2 separate regions of the Homo sapiens genome follow, and region 2 is linked to region 1. The links are chromatin loops, found by intact Hi-C in ENCODE. Cell type or tissue: endothelial cell of umbilical vein. All regions are shown on one strand.

Region 1 (2,500 bases):
TCATATATTTGGCCCTGCTAGAGGGTTAACCAATTCTAAATCTTAGGTTGAAATCAATTTGTTTGCCTATATAAGTCTAGTTTCTCAACTACTCTGAACTGGTTTTAACATCTCACAGATTCCCTCATTAATTGAAGAATACTATTGATACGTACTCATTTTATATTTTTCTGAGAGTCATGTTTTTCACAATTTGAAATGTGTACTTTATAAATTTTCAGAGATCAAGACGCTGAGACAACGTGCCCATAACTACTAAATGAGGAGGTTGAACTAAAAAAGTTCTAATGTCCTTTTTTGAGCTCTAGATTCTGCAATTGTAGGAGACTAAACAGCTTTGAGAGGGAATGGGTAGAGGATGATTCAAAATTATTTAAACTATATTGATTGTAATAAAATTTGTCAAATATTTTGACTTTAATTAATTAACATATTCTAGCCTCAATCTATCTAGCCTGATACTACTATTAGGATAGTATCAGAAAAGAAAAAACTCTCTTAAAATCAAAATGGAAATAAGCCATCTAAATAATCTACAGAGAGTAAAACAAGATTATTTAAATCATTATCTGGTAAGAGATAAAAATTTTGTCCAGTCTTAACAGTGGTTATATTTAGAATCAAGAGAAACAACTGTCTTTTTGTCACAGATTTTTTTGCCTTTTGTGATTTCAATGATTGCTTCATCAAGTAAATCTACTATATAGTCCCCCACTGAATTGAAGAAGGGAAATGAAATTAGGCTGATGGTTTCTTTCTTTCTTTCTTTTAAGCTTTTATTGCCAGGCAACTTAGAGTGAAATTTGAGGCTCAGCTATAATAACTATATTACACAGTTTTTCAAGACCTGTGCCTTTATGGGCCTTTCCCCTGTCCTGATCTTATTATTGATACTATTTATTTATAATATAAACTGAGTGATATAAATTTATTCATAAAATAGTATATATATAGTTTAATTATAAGTTCACTATGATTTTTAAATAATTTTCTCAGCCCTGGGTTTTAAATTCCTATTTCTATTTTACTCTTTTACTATACATGTCTTTTGTGGTCAGCTATGTAAGTCAAGCATTAGAAGGGAAAAAATATTCTACTCCTTTGTGGAAGGAGGCAGGGTATACACAGGAAAAACAGACAAATAAAGGAAATAAAGAAAAAAATAATTAAATTGTCCTTTAGATAGAAAGGAAATGAGCCATTGTTGTCCGGAAGGCAGAACAAAATGACTACGACTTCTTACATATGAGGCCATCATGGTTTTATTATCATAAATCAGAGCGACCTCAGACAACTGGTGCAATGGATTATTGCTAGAAGAAAGGCTTCAGGCCAACAATTTCTCATACCCATCATGATGAAGGAGAGAAATTGTAAAAGTTCCCACTAACTTTTATGGGGAGAAAAGTAAAACACCCTATTTCTCAGGGCTAACTTCATATTCTGAGACCAGAAAAGTCATACCAAAAAATTAAGACTTTTCCACCTGCCATAAGTGACCCATACCACCTCCCTCACCTCAAAAGAGAGAGTCATGAAAAGCCTTGGAATAATGCCAAAATTATTCAAAGCTATAAATTATTTTAATTTTGAACTGCAGTAGTGAAGATTAACTGCAGTGTGATGACAGGCAGTAGAGGTGGCTCTACCCTTCAAAACAGTGGGAATAATTAGCGTCTTAGTAGAGAGGAACTACAGCCTCAATGTCTCAAGGCATTAGTGGGGGCAGGGAGTTATGAGATGGAAGGAAAGAGGGATTCTATCTTTTACAAAATAAATGTTTTATACAAAATGAAATCATGTTTTCATATTTCAAAAGCAGAATTGCTATTTTTTAGAAAATTTTGAAAAATTTAACAAAGTTCACAGATGAAAATAATAACCGCTTGCGTCATCACCACTCAAGAGAGAACCCACCCTAATATTTTACTCTAAGTACTTTATGAGCCTCTAGTCTTCTAATCTTCGCTGATGTATGCCTATCTTCCCTCTCTAAGGATCTATGGCATTGCAAAAAGGTCATTTAAATAGGGAACCATAATTTCACAGAAAACAATGAGTAAACATTTGATTGAAACTTGATTTTTAAAAGAAGCAGGCCAGGTGTGGTGGTTCACGCCTGTAATGCCAAGCACTTTGGGAAACTGAGGTGAAAGGATTACTTGAGTTCAAGACCAGCCTGGACAACATGGCCAAACCCCGTCTCTACAAAAAACACAAAAATTAGCCAGGTGTGGTGGTGCACACCTGTTGTCCCAGCTACTGGGGAGGCTGAGCCGGGAGGATTGTTTGAGCCAGGGAGGTAGATGCTATATTGAGCTGTGATTGTGTCACTGCACTCCAGCCTAGGTGATAGAGCGAGACCCTGTCTCAGCAAAATGAAAAAAATTAAATATAAATAAATAAAATAAGAAACTTACAAAAATAAATTTATTTCATGTTGTGTTGAGCAAAATTTAGGTTGTAGTTGAAACTATGCACTCTCAGAGTGAATCACGTC
Region 2 (2,500 bases), 76 kb before region 1:
CATTGATATCTCTCTTCAATACTATCTCCAACATCTCTCATGTTTGAAGATAATATATCCTAGAAGTAAAATACCTATCTAGTCTAAAAGAGAGTAAAATATTTGTTCCACTTGTTCAGCATTTATCTTAAAACAAAACAGTTCAAGAGGGTTGATGATGAGGACCACGCCCTCTAGCCTCTGGAAAGCCTGAGATGGGACTGTCTCCTCCCCAGATTTAAAACTGTCCTGCACCGTGTGCAGAGTAACCAAACTGTGCAGGAGAATTGTAAATCTGACAGCACAAAGAAGATGGAAGTGACACTCAGATGATTTTGCTTAAAGTCAGGTTTTGCTCCATTTGATAATTTGGAAAAATACTAGAAAACAGATCATTTGTTTGTTCATTCATTTGTAATATCAGGTTGGCTTGGAATCTCTTGATGTCCCATTGGAACCACGGCTTCATTTAATAATAAGCCATTGAAATGAATTTCAAAGGAAATAAACTTCACATTACATCTGATGTTTCAGGACAAATCACATGTTGACACAGATAAAAGTGCACACTTGTGAATCCTTTGATAAATTTTAATCAATAAAAAATGTAATAGGACACTAAGACTATTGGCCCTGAAATATTGAATTGCTGGAGCATGAGATTGTTCAGAAAGAAAACCTATTCAGCCTTCTAAAAGAACTATGTCGGTGGATGGGCATCCTCCATATTAATGACGTTATTTCCTTTGACTTAACAGTATGGCTGTTTTCTATTCTTTTTTTTTTTTTTTTTTTTTTTTTTTTTGTAAAACAGAGTCTCGCTCTATAGCCCAGGCTGGAGTGCAGTGGCATGGTCTTGGCTCACTGCAACCTCCATCTCCCAGGTTGAAGTGATTCTCCTGCCTCAGCCTCCCCAGTAGTTGGGACTACAGGCATGTGCCACCATGCCCAGCTAATTTTTGTATTTTTAGTAGAGAAGGAGTTTCACCATGTTGGCCAGGCTGGTCTTGAACTCCTGGCCTCAAGAGATCCACCTGCCTCGGCCTCCCAATCTTCAATTCTTAGGAAAACTAGTTGAAAGTACATTAAAACAAAAGTACTAACCCAGCAAAATCTGCTTTATGAAATATAAAATATATGAGGGTTGGGGTTTTTTGAGTAGTGATATTTCTCCCCTGTTGTCTAACATGTTTTCTCTAAAGTCTTGGCTCAGCCTATATTAATGTTGTCAATAACTAGTCAGATTAAACTGCAACAACTCAAGGTTATTGTCTGTTATTTCAGTTCTCAAAGGCACAGCATATCAAAACTATCAATGCTTGCAATTTTCCCCCTGAACCAATATATCAGGTATGTCAACCTAAAAACAAAAGATGTTGAAGTAACAGGTATATAAATTTATCTAGCCCAGAGTAGGTGCTCAGTGGTTGATTCCGAATCCAGTTTACAAAAATAAAGAGGCTTTCAAAAATCATTTGTAATATCCAAGCATCAAGAATTTCTTCTGTGGCCCCAGGTGCAACAATTGGCTTTGCCACATTGGGTCGCTGGTCGTCCATTCTTGTAATGATCCACCAGGACTTGTGATGCTGGATCCTCTCTACTTTCTTCACCAGCCCTGTCAGCACTCAGGTTATGGAATTTCAGCAGTCATTACAAAATGTTACATATCTTATCCTCTGTCTCAGCTTTTATTAAGTTCAGCATTGAAAAAAAAATGCAACTGCTGTTTATGCAAGCTAGGAAACAAATTCAGAAAATTATCATCCGTCAGGAAGAAATGACACAAAAATTTATGTACATTTAGAATTATTTTGTTTCATGCTGCAAAATATATAAAGTTGGCAGTAGTAAAAAGCAATTTTCAAAATAGACATTTTTGTGTGTATGAGGAGTCATTGTAAGCACCATCCTTTGCGTACTGAAGTTCCAAATGTATAACACTCATCCAAGCACTACTGAGATAAAAGATAAATACCTGGTATCATATATAGGGTTTTTCAACAATAGAAATATGATTGGTAAGATTCATACATGTTTGCCATCAGAATAGTAAGAGATCTATCCATTTCAATAATGTAACCTAGATCTATAAAGAAGCAAATAAAAGTATGTTTGGTCACAGCTGGTAACTTTATAACACACTAATAGGTTTGCTATGGTATTAACAATGGTCCTGAACAGACAAGAAAGTAAAGAAAAAAAGATGAGATGCTAAATTCTCGGTGAGTTGTACGAGTCTATATTGTTATTTCATTATCTTTAAAAAAAAAAAAAAACCTCTTCTTTGTTCATTCAATATAGCTTTTGGGGAAAATCACCATGTGAGTTAGCAATGCCAACATTTAATCAACTGGTGCTGTAAAGTGACACTGTGTCACTTGGGGCCACTTTTGGGCAAATCAGGGCTTCTCATTGATCTAGGTCAGTAGCAACACCATGTTGTAAGGCTGTTACACAGCTCGAGGAGCAATACTCTCCTGAGTCCAAGGTTCTTGCTAAGGATGGCTTCTTTGGAACA

The links. A loop is a pair of places that touch in the nucleus more often than their neighbours do. Peaks named below come from ENCODE experiments on the same cell type or tissue, not always from the same donor. Only the 100,000 strongest peaks of a DNase experiment are listed, where the experiment ranks them.
Region 2: a loop joins it to region 1, with 5 times the contacts of the local background. A loop is called at or near these places in 1 of 110 quality-filtered maps.

What each region holds. Positions count from the first base shown.
Region 1 is chr3:179,481,793-179,484,292 of GRCh38, reverse strand. It overlaps a transcript of GNB4 not described here. Among named protein-coding and RNA genes, the nearest start is that of GNB4, 32 kb to the right of the region's middle. In endothelial cell of umbilical vein, no CTCF peak of the experiment used is centred here; a DNase peak (open chromatin) is centred at 1,232; H3K27ac peaks cover 1,511 bases.
Region 2 is chr3:179,557,986-179,560,485 of GRCh38, reverse strand. No RefSeq gene overlaps it. Among named protein-coding and RNA genes, the nearest start is that of ACTL6A, 3.7 kb to the left of the region's middle. RefSeq lists a silencer at 1,391-1,685. In endothelial cell of umbilical vein, a CTCF peak has its summit at 1,508; a DNase peak (open chromatin) is centred at 1,515.